Linked DNA regions of Homo sapiens: all the other regions are linked to region 2. A link is a contact called in ENCODE Hi-C or POLR2A ChIA-PET data. All regions are on one chromosome and are shown on one strand. Each heading gives the region's core, a stretch centred on a gene start or an enhancer-like site at or near the end of the contact. The rest is flanking DNA. Distances are from core to core; before and after follow the strand shown.

Region 1 (3,971 bases), core at 417-2,916, 380 kb before region 2:
GGTTGTATCCCGTGCTATCAGAGGAGCCCTTCCTTCACTCAAGTGTGTTCCCCTGCCCAGCTCTCTCCGCAGACTCCTGCTGGGCTGAGCTTTCCCTGCTCTTAAGAGTCAGGAGTGGCTCTTGCTGGGATGGAATGACCCGTCTTTGGGGCTGCCTCATGAGCGGCTCTTGTGAACCCGGATCAGTTCCGATGTGTAAACTCTACCGCCTGGCCTTCAGCGAACAGATACAGATTTCTGCCACCTTCCATGACCCTACAGTTCATGGGACTGGGTCTGGGGCAGTGCCAGAGGCACGCATGGAGGTGTGATTCTAGGTGAGTCCTGCGGAAAACCTCTGGCCCACCCGTGAGTCACGGACAGAACATGCAGACTCAGGCCTTGGTGACATAAGCTCCGCATTGCTAAAACCGCGTGACCTCGAGGGCTGACTGGCCTGAGAACCCTGGATGGCGCTCTCGGCCACCCCCACCTCCCACCCCAACCTCCTGGGCTTCGGTCAGAATCCACAGCCCGTGCCCGAAGAGCGCTTCCCGCCTCTGGCACCCTACCTTCGCTCAGCTCCAGGGAAAAGGGGAGAGGGCAGCTTTCTGCAGTCAGAGGAAGAGTACATTTTCTTTGGCTGCTCTACCCTCTGAAGTAGGGCGGCCAGCTGAAGGAGGACACACTTTTGAGGGGCCCAGAGGTTGTCCAAGCTTCCCCCTGCCCCCTGAAGACTGTGCACTGAGCTGGGCGCAGTTCTCGGGAACTGTTTCCACCCAGATTGCTGGGGGGCGGGGGGGTAGGATGAGGGCAGAGCCGAGAGGCTGTCCAAGGTTTGGGAGAGAGAAAAGTTTCTCCCAGGACTCGACCTTGGCCTCCAGCAATCGCGACAGCTAAAAACGGGTGTCTCGCTTCGACAATAGATCCCCGCGGACCTTCTGGCACCTGGTTCACTAGCGCCCGCGAACTCTGCCTCGGGAGACTTATTGAAATCCGGATGCTCAAGCCGGGAGGCGCGCAGTAACCAGGAGGATGAGAGGGCCGGGTTTGGGCTAGGAAAGCGGCCTTTTAAAACAGATGTCAGGGGGACTGCAGCCCCGAGCCATGAGAAAAAAGTTAAAGGCGAGATGACACGCACTGAATTGGGGCAAACATTGGAAGAGGAGACAAAACTGCGTGCTTGAGCACCGGGGTGCGGGGAGGGGGGGACAAAACCCGTATCCAGTGCAAATTAAAATCTTGGGAGTAGGTGGGGGCTGCTGCGCGCCCTTCACCCTCAGTTCCCCTATTAAGGATTCTGAGTCCCCATGCACTCCTGTCCTCTGGCTCCTTCCTTCCTCTCCGCTCGGCCGGTGAGAGGCGGCCGCCGGCGCCCCAGCAGCAGCTAGATGTCAGGCGAAGCCCGGAGCGCGGAGCGCGGGGAAGGGAGGGGAAGGGAGGGGAGGGGAAAGGAGGGGTGGGGCGGGGAGCGCGCGCGGGCTCGGCCAGTGCGGGGTGGTGGGCGGGCTGAGCCCGGGGACGGCGCGGGAGGGGGGAGGGAAGGGGGGCAGCTGTGGGCAGGGAGCCGGGCTCGGCCGCCAGCACTAAAGATGGAGAGGCGCCGGGGCCTTGCAGGGGAGGGGGCTCGGCGTTGACGTGGGACGCGGCGGAGGCGCAGCAGCCGGTGGTGATTTGCTAACCTCGCAGCAGAGAGGAGTTGAGGGCGATGAGAGCGGGTACTGCGAACTGCCGGGCGATGCTGTCGCTGCCGCCGTGATACGGAGAGCAACAGTTCCCCAGCAACACCCCTCCCCGACACAGGCACACACCCCCCGACAGGCACGCACACCCACCCCACAGTGCCCGGCTCGGCTGCGGTGAGTGAGGGGCCGGGAAGAGGCGCACCGCCCAGCGAGCGCCGCGCGCCGGGGCTTCCCGGGGCTGGAGAGGTCTGGGGGGCGCGCGCTCGCTTCGGCCACTCGGCCGCTGGGCTTGTGCCTTTTTTATTTGGCGTGTTCCCTTCCTGCCGCTGCAGCCGTCGCCGCCACCGGTTGGGGGTCGGCTAGAAGGGGGAGCCCCGGCTGTCAGCCTGGGCGCAGCTGCCTCCCCAGCCCTTCCTCTTCAGGGCACGGTCGGGGTGAGAGGTGGGGGGCGTAGCGGTGTGCGGGGGCTGAGGGCGTGAGCAGAGGGGTCGGGGATCCGGAGGCTTTGTACCGCCAGGGGCTGGCGGAGCAACAGAGCCCGTGGGTGCTCTTATGTATGCGGACCGGTGCGCGGGCGCAAGATAAGGTTGTGGTTTATTTATTTGTGTGTTTATTCGCCGGCCGGCTGGGAAGCTAGAATCGGAGGAGCTGACGAGTAGATCTGGGGGCGGAGGGGAGCAGGACTGGGACTGCTTACGTTTTGTTTCTCTTTGAGAAAACGTGGTGGGCTTTTTCTTGATTGGACTTGATCCCCACCCCCCTTTTGCAGGGGAGGGAGGGAAGCTCCAGAGGGTCTGCAGCGCTGCGGGCCCTCCTCGGCTCTCGGCGGGACCGGCGGTGACACCGGAGCTCGCCGTGCGCTCCCGGCCGCTCTCGGTGGGTGCCGGTCTCTGCACCTGATGCGTTCGGGATGCCTTTCCCACCCTGGCGCGCCCGCCGCTAGCTCGCACAGCGCCTCGCACACTCCCGCACGCGCTTGAAATGCGCACGGTCCCGCCGGCCCGCGGAACCACCCGGACGCACGGAGCGCTCCGCACCGACTCGCTCGCCGCCTCCCCGAGACGCTCGCACCGTGCTTGGGCCGGGCGCGCTGGCCGCTGGCGCCGCTGGCCAGAGGCCTGGGACCCAGCCGGTCGCTCCCAGGGGGTCACGGCCCTGGGTCGGAGAGGGAGGGCGGGCAGACCCCTTCTCGCCTTTCCTCCCACAACTCGCTGCGGGGCTTTTGTGCTTCCCCTTCGCCGCGGGGCGGGTCCGCCTCCCCTGCCGCTCTCGCCGCGGAGTCCAGCCCGCCCGGACTGTCGCCGTTCCTCCCCGTCTCTTTCGCTTTCCCTCGTCCCTAGCTCAGCTCTCCTTCTTTCAGGAGTCTAGCTCCTCGGGAAAAGTTGCTTCCCCAAGTTTGCTGAAGTCGTCTCCAAGTCTCGGTGGGGGTCGCTGGGAACTGGGGGGGTGTGAGAGCGCGGTCGATCCCCGGAGCTCGGGCGGGTTATCGCCGGCTCTTCCCCGCGCCGCCTGGCTGGACGCTGCAGCCAGCGCCAGCCGGATCGCGGGCGCCGAGCGGCGGGTGGGGGAGACGGCTGCCCGTGGGCGCCCAGATTTCCCTCAGGACCCAAAAGGCTTGTTTCAGGGCGCCAAGCTTCCATTCTTTTGGCTGTTCCCTCCTAGTTCTCAGAAACCCCGATGTCTGCGGGAAAGCACGCGGTGGCTCGGCTCGGCTGAATGCTCATCCCAACCTTGACGGCCTCCGTCCCCACCCCGGGGCGGGCAGCAAAAATGTCTTGACCAGCCGTCCTGTGAATCCTTTCTGCGTGAGCTTGGTGGCTCCTGAACTGATAGAGCTCCTTCTGGGGGTGGAGGCAAGCAAGCAGTGTTCGAAGAGTGAGGGAGAGACCTTGCTGTTCCTTGCTCTCAGTGCATTCACTGCAATATTGGTCGCTGTAAGACAGACACGGGGAGGGTCCTGGGCCTGCGCGGTCTTTCTAACACTCCTGTAAGCGAGGTTTGGAGTCTAGGAGCCCTCTTATTGATCCCGAACAGGCTCTGGGAGAGGCCTTTGTTTCCCAGCCCTGTCTTCCCTTCGTACTGGTTGTAACTCACACCACAGGTGCTGGTGCCAATATCACTTCCAGCGCCTCTGAGCCATGTCCAGCATCCCTTGCTGCCCCTGGTCACAGGACTTGCAGACTCCTTGGAGCCTGTGGGACACACGTGGAGTTCACACACCCAGCCCAGCATGAGCACTCCTGGCTGTAGGGGACCATATTTAACTATGGTCTCTCTCCATACCTTAATGACCCATCCTTCTTCGTT
Region 2 (3,873 bases), core at 876-3,375:
GCCTCCCGAGTAGCTGGGACTACAGGCATGCACCACCATGCCCAGTTTATTTTTGTATTTTTAGTAGAGACGGGGTTTCAGTATGTTGGCCAGGCTGATCTCGAACTCCTGACCTCGTGATGTGCCCGCCTCAGCCTCCCAAAGTTCTGGGATTATAGGTGTGAGTCACCGTGCCTGGCCTCAACTGACTCTACTTTCTATGAATTGAGTTTAAAGCTAAGAAAAAACTAAAGAAGAAATGCACACCATTTTTCATAAAGTAGGCCACAAATGAGTAAAAAGGTATAGTAAAACAATGCGACATCAGGCAATGCAGGTAAAATATATACGCATTGTGCACAGTAAGTCTTTATGTGTATAATCTGTGCATACCTTTTGATGGCCCTTCAAAGAGTTTCTCTAGGCCCTTGCAGGTGGTGGGTTGGGTACACAAAATCAGTAGAAGGTGAAATCCAGTACCCTACACTTTCCTTAAAGCTCCTATTAGGCAACAAAGTTTCTCTCTCATAAAACCAGGTAGGATGGACCACAAGCTCTGTAATGAGTAGCAATATGGCTTTCAGAAAAATACATAGAGGTTATAATTCAAAGCCGAGATTGATATTTGTGACAAAGCGGCACTCTGCCACAAATCTGTTACTGAATAGCCAAGATTTAAGAGACTCACAAAATTTGACACTCCAGGGCCTAAAGGTCCTGATGCTGGCCACCTGGACTCCTAGAAATGATAGACATTATAGCAGTCATTGCAGGAGATTAAAGACACCTGGATCAAAGCCCAAGAAGATGGCAGAGCAGGCAGAACTGTTTTAGTTCATTTTAAGTTAGTTTGCTGCATAGATTTGTTATAGGAGGACGAAATTTAACTTTGAGAACTTTTAAGAACAGAGTAGCAAGTTGTCATCATGCAGACACCTAATAGGTGAACTGAAATGCAGGCCGCATTTCATAAGAAATAAGGGATAATCCTTGGCCAAATTGTCAGAGGCATTTGAAGAGTAACCCTATCTTGAATAGGGGCTGGGTAAAATAACACCGAGACCTACTGGGCTGCATTCCTAGGAGGTTAGGTATTCTAAGTGCCAGGAAGGGATAGGAAGTCAGCATAAGATACGGGTCACAATAGACTTTGCTGACAAAACAGGGTGCTGTAAAGAAGCTGGCCAAATCCCACTAAAACCAAGATGACAAAGTGACCTCTAGTCATTTTCACTACTCATTATACAGTAATTACAATACATTAGCATGCTAAACGACACTCCTACCAGCGCCATGACAGTTCACAGATGCCATGGCAACCTTAGGAAGTTACCCTATATGATCTAAAAGCGGAGAACCCTCAGTTCCCGGTATTGTCCACCCCTTGTTTAGCATATAATCAAGAAATAAGTGTAAGTATACTCGGTCGCCCATGCCCCTGCTCTGCCTATGGAGTAGGCATTCTTTTATTTCTTTACTTTTAATAAACTTGCTTTCACTTTATGGACTCGCCCTGAATTCTTTCTTGCAGGAGGTCCAAGAACCCACTCTTTGGGTCTGGATCTGGACCGCTTTCCCATAAGAAAAAGAAGGAAGGTAACTAACTTTGACTGAACACCTGATACGTGCTAAATGATTTCTCAGACAAGATCTTATTTAAATATTTCTAAATGATTTGATGATAATGTTAATGGCCTTCTGGCCCCCAAAAGCACACTGCCTCTTGGTCCCAAATAAATGAGGAAAATATCCAGTTTGTGGAATAGAGGGGCAGGTAAGTAAAAAAAGAAAAAGAAATGCAAAGAAGGAAAGATATACATGAAAAAAATGTCATACAGAGATAATCAGCTCTTTTCCAACCAACCAAAGTAAGAGTTCTTTTTTAACTGCGCGGTTACAACTAACCAAAACTCAGGAAATAACTCCTGGAAGCAAACAAACTTAGCAGTGAAAAACAAGCGCGTCCAGTAACACCAGAAAAACACGTGGCGGGGGTGGGGCATCTGGTCGCAACCGCAGGTGAGACTCTAAGTCCCATCATTCCCTTCGGCAGCCAAGCCAGGCTGTTGAGGGCGAGCCGGCGCACCGTACGCTGGGACGTGTGGTTTCAGCTCGTGCGCCTCCCCGTGGGTTTGCGACGTTTAGCGACTATTGCGCCTGCGCCAGCGCCGGCTGCGAGACTGGGGCCGTGGCTGCTGGTCCCGGGTGATGCTAGGCGGCTCCCTGGGCTCCAGGCTGTTGCGGGGTGTAGGTGGGAGTCACGGACGGTTCGGGGCCCGAGGTGTCCGCGAAGGTGGCGCAGCCATGGCGGCAGGGGAGAGCATGGCTCAGCGGATGGTCTGGGTGGACCTGGAGGTGAGTGAGGTCGGCGGGGGGCTTGGGGAGGCGAGTGAGGTTTCGCTCGTGGAACCGAGGAGTCGAGCCCGTCCTGGGAGAGCGTTGGGGGTCTGGGTCTCAGGTGTGGCAGGTGAGCGCGGCCGGCCACGGGCGGTGCAGGGCAAGTCCGGAGGCAGGAGTCCTGCGGGTGTTGGGCGCCGTGCTGCGCTGTAGGGCTTCTTTCCACAAGGGAGGAGTCCTCCGTGTGGCTTCTTCTCCTCCCTACCCCTCCGCCCAGATGTGGACTTTTCCTAACGCTCTGGCGTCTCTGGGCTTGGGTCACTGGAGTGGGGGCGGGGGCAGCGGCTCTGTTCCCAGCTTCCCCCAACTAAATCCTTAAAGGACCCTAGGTTGTTAGGGCCAGACGGGACTCCGGAGATGACTCAGCCTTACCCCTCATTCCATAAGTGAGAACATTGAGGCCCACAGAAAGGATTCAACTCATTCAAGGTCGTGCTGTTAGTGAGAGTCTGAGTTGAGACCAGAACCCAGTTCCTATCCCTTCAGGCTTTCCATGCCCGAAACAAGGGCTCCTCCCACCGTTGAGCCTCAGTTTATATGAAGTGAGGATAATAACAGTAGTTTTTCCATTAGATTGTGAAGGTCCAGTGGTGTAATTAATGTGAAAACTTTGTAAACTCTGCAGAGACGTGGTGGTGGTAGTTATCCAACTCTTCCAAAACTGAGTGATGTCAGCACTCAGTTTTACTTACTTTGCATCTGTCCCGGAGTAGAATCTCAGTGCTTGACAAATAGCAGGCCCTTGGTAAATGTTTGTTGAATAAACGAGGACTCGTGTTTAGTACCTTCAGTAGTTGCCCGAGGAGCATTCTTTCTCTTCTGTTTCGGCTATGGATTACAAGCTGACTATGTTTGAGGGAATTCCTGTTAAATAAACTTGGGTAAAAGAGGCCAGAATGATGGCTTTGTGTGTGTTATATATTTATTTTTAATTGCAGATGACAGGATTGGACATTGAGAAGGACCAGATTATTGAGATGGCCTGTCTGATAACTGACTCTGATCTCAACATTTTGGCTGAAGTACGTGATGCCATGTAATACAGTCATACTTTTTAAAGGGCACTGGAAATATAACCATCATTTTTTCCAGCTTCTTTATTTAAAAAATAAGAAAGTTGAGGTCTATATGGGTTAAGGTAATGTGCTAGGTCATGGTAGGGGTGGTACTAGAACCAAAGTAATCCATCTCACAGCCTAGTGAAAATTAAAAATTAAACATTATTTTTTAATTAACCATGCCAGAAATTTACAGAAACATAAATTCTGTCGTTTACTGAGCGCTTACTGTATGCCAGCTACAGTTTCTGTGTGCTTTATATGTCTTTGTTCTTAGTTCTCACAGCAACTATAAGTTAGTTATTGTTATAATGCTCATTTGATGGATGAGGACACTTGAGCATAGAGATGTTGGGTAATTTGTCTGAGGTCCCAGTGGCTGTTTACTGGGGGAGCCAAGAGTTTAACTCAGGCTGTCTCAGTAAGGTGCTCCTAACAA
Region 3 (3,455 bases), core at 179-2,678, 400 kb before region 2:
ACTCCCAAGATAGGCGTAAGGCTCAAATAAAACCATCTTTTAAAGAGCATCAAGTCCCGTGGTCTATCCGAGACTGGATTGTAAAAAAACAAGGAGAGATAGTTCTGGGATGATAATCTCTCAAAACAGAAGAGATGGCCTCAAATCAAAACAAGAAAACATTTAAATAATTTTTATAAGTGAAAAAAATTCCCAGTCTCTTATGTTACTCTGTTCTATCCCAGATCTCACGGGGTTTCAGATTTCATAAGGATGATTACCAACACTTACAGAGCTCTTCTCATTCCTCATCCCATGCAATCATCCTAACTATCTTGTAAAGTAAGTAGGACTCTCTTGCCTTTTTTGTTTGTTTGTTTGTTTTTGGTAACAGATGCAATATAGCTGATGCTCAGAGAGATGAAGTGACTTGCTTAGGGTCACCCAAATTGTAAGAGCTAAAGCTTCTAAGACTGATCCAGACACCAACGCCATTTATTAGCTGTGTGAACTTAGCTACAAATGTCACTCTCTGAGCCTGAATTTTCTCATTTGGAAATAGGTATAACACTGTCTTCCACCTTTGGGATGGATATAACAGAACGTCATAAACTGAGTGACTTATAAACATTGAGCATTTATTTCTCACAGACCTGGAGGTTGAGAAGACCAAGATCCAGGGGCTGGTAGATTCCATTCTGGTGAAGGCCCATTTCCCGGTTCCTACATGGTGCTTTCTGGTTGTGTCCTCACGTGGTGGCAGGGATAAGGCAGCTCTGTGGGGCCTCTTTTATAGGAACATTAATCCCATTCATGAGGACTCTACTCTCATGACCTACTCACACTCCAATGGGCCTACTTCCTAATATCATCACCTTGGTGATTAAGTTTCAACACATGAATTTGAGGGGGTGTATAAACGTTCAGACTATAGGAAATACCCGTCTTTAAAATGGGTATATAGCAGCCAAACCCATCTTCTAGGATTGTTGTGAAGTTAACTGTGAAAAAGCATGAGAAATCACTCACTCAGCCTAGTTACTATGGAGTTAGCATTCTGTAAATGTAGACATCATTATTATCTATGACTATAATTATTGTTATCACAGCATTCATGTCTGTCCTTTCTCCCCCAAAGCCTCTTCTGAACCAACACATACATAAACTTTCTTTCCAGGAACAAAGATCTCAGATCTGAGTTCCTTGGGGAGACCAGGCCAAAATGTCAGCCTGACTTTGGCTTGATTCTCAAGATCATGCAAAGAAGACAGAAAAGTTGAAACACAGAGGAGGAGGGGAAACAAATAGATGGCAACTTAGACAAAAAATGGGGAGGAGGCGAGCCGCCAGAGTCTGGGCTCTGTACAGCCTGCATGTTAAGCCTGCAAACCAGTTACATATCCCTGACCCCGGCGGCTTGAGGAAGCCTGAATGCTAAAAGGCAAAGTCTAAAAATGGGCCCTGGGTAGATTGGGGAGGTCCCGGGAAACCTGGTTTCATTTTACAACCAACAACTAGGATCCAGGTTGTCACGGGAAAATACTATATAAACAAGTTAGTTCAAAGAGTGACTCACACTTAGCCAGGCTATAAAGTTAGCTCTGCCCAGGCTAAGTACTAAAGATAACTCCCCAACCCCCTTTTGCGCAGGGAATGTAGGGCAGGAGCCCTGGGAGGCCCTGGCTGGCTGGCTTGGTAGGATCCCAACCCTGTGCCTAGCACTAACCTCCTAGATCTGGATACCCCTCTGGCCACCAGGAATGAGTTGGGTTCACATCTGATTTCTTTTTTTTCTTTTTTTTTATACAGAGTTTCGCTCTGTTGCCTGGGCTAGAGTGCAGTGGCATGATCTCGGCTCACTGTAACCTCTGTCTCCTGGGTTCAAGCGATTCTTATGCCTCAGCCTCCCGAGTAGCTGGGACTACAGGCACACGCCACCATGCCTGGCTATTTTTTTTTTTTTTAATTTTAGTAGAGATGGGGTTTCACCATGTTGGCCAGGCTAGTCTTGAACTCCTGACCTCAAGTGATCTGCCCATCTCAGCCTCCCAAAGTGCTGGGGTTACAGGTGTGAGCCACCTTGACTGGCCTGATTCCTTCCAATTTCTTTTCTTTTCTTTTCTTTCTTTCTTTTTCTTTTTTTTTTTTTTTTTGAGACAGAGTCTTGCACTGTCGCCCAGGCTGGAGTGCAGTGGCACAATCTCAGCTCGCTGCAAGCTCCGTCTCCTGGGTTCACGCCATTCTCCAGCCTCAGCCTCCTGCGTAGCTGGGACTACAGGCACCCGTGACCACGCCCGGCTAATTTTTTGTATTTTTAGTAGAGACGGGGTTTCACCGTGTTAGCCAGGATGGTCTCGATCTCCTGACCTCGTGATCCGCCCGCCTTGGTCTCCCAAAGTACTGGGATTACAGGCGTGAGCCACCGCGTCTGGCCGATTCTTTCCAATTTCTGAGACAATCATGGCGAAGAGGAAACCAAAGGAGAAGGATGGGGGCGGGTCACCCCAAACAAACTGTCAGCCAGAGGTAGTATCTTCCGGCCTTTTAAAATTCCATGGCACACGGATGGATTTCCCAGGACTAATGAGGAAAGAGGACCTTACGCTGGCTGTCAACTGGTCCGCCATATCCCAATACACATGTGCAAGGACTTATATTCATCCCTCATCTCTCCTCACCACATTCACCATCCTCCTCCTTAGCCTTCTCAGTGGCAACGTGCCGAAGGAAATCTGTAATCTAAGGTGCTGCAAAAGTCTCAGTATCTTTGCACTTCTCCTAATTTGGAACTTCTCTCTTCCTCTCATCTGTCTACCTAAATGTTCTCCAGACTTTCTGAAAGTGAGGCAGTGTGCTGGGCACAGGTGACCTTGGAGTTAGACTTCAAAGGAGAAATGACTTTGGTCTAGACAGACAGAGAAGGGTGCCTCGAGTAGAAGGCACAGTCTGTCCAGAGCTGAGGAGGCATGATAGTGCATGGCCGAGTCAGGGAGTGGGGAGCGGTTCACTGGGGTAGGAGAATGCTGCCAACGTGTAAAGGTCTTAAAGGCCATGCCAAGTTGTTTAGGGTGTTTTTTTTTTTTAAATGTAGGTCATGAAAAGAGCCCTTGAAGGGGAGTGACAGATCTGTCCTTTAGAAAATAATTCCATCGGCCATTTGGAGAGGAGCTTGCCAAGAGGTGGCTAGAAACAAGTTGGCAGAGTGGGCCAAATCCTCCTCCAAGATCAATTCACTCTCTGGTTATTTCAATGCTATTTCTAGACAAAGAAGCATCAGATGACATGAGAGAAAAGGACAGAGAACTTGCAAAAAACTCCAATGGGCGGGGCCAGCACTGGGTGAGGCAGTGTGTGGCATTATGGTACAAAATGTAAGGAGGCATCACACTTAGAATCACGCAAGTGCTCCGAGAGTGATACCTTTTGAATTTTGCATCCTAGCTGCCTCACTTGCCTCACCCTAGTCCTGGGCCTTG

What was found. A loop is a pair of places that touch in the nucleus more often than their neighbours do. ChIA-PET counts read pairs that join two places held with the same protein, here RNA polymerase II (POLR2A). Pooled maps may share reads with other maps.
Region 1: a loop to region 2 is called in a map of naive thymus-derived CD4-positive, alpha-beta T cell, with 25 times the contacts of the local background. The contact joins the promoter of ZBTB16 here to the promoter of REXO2 in region 2. A Hi-C loop is called at or near these places in 2 of 168 maps with a recorded cell type or tissue (naive thymus-derived CD4-positive, alpha-beta T cell and ovary) and 6 of 50 pooled maps.
Region 3: a loop to region 2 is called in a map of ovary, with 9 times the contacts of the local background. The contact joins the enhancer-like site here to the promoter of REXO2 in region 2. A Hi-C loop is called at or near these places in 2 of 168 maps with a recorded cell type or tissue (heart left ventricle and ovary) and 4 of 50 pooled maps. POLR2A ChIA-PET finds 5 or more read pairs at or near these places in 1 of 52 experiments (WTC11).

What each region holds. Positions count from the first base shown.
Region 1 is chr11:114,058,045-114,062,015 of GRCh38, forward strand. It overlaps ZBTB16 (zinc finger and BTB domain containing 16), which reads left to right and starts at 1,667. Exons shown (of 7, transcript NM_006006.6): 1 at 1,667-1,838. RefSeq lists a silencer at 1,223-1,517.
Region 2 is chr11:114,437,342-114,441,214 of GRCh38, forward strand. REXO2 (RNA exonuclease 2) reads left to right here and starts at 2,126. Exons shown (of 7, transcript NM_015523.4): 1 at 2,126-2,334; 2 at 3,315-3,398. The coding sequence starts at 2,188.
Region 3 is chr11:114,039,498-114,042,952 of GRCh38, forward strand. No RefSeq gene overlaps it. Among named protein-coding and RNA genes, the nearest start is that of ZBTB16, 18 kb to the right of the region's middle. Within about 2 kb of position 1,429, at least 11 of the 41 ENCODE cell types and tissues checked have a DNase peak (open chromatin) inside an H3K27ac peak, as active enhancers do.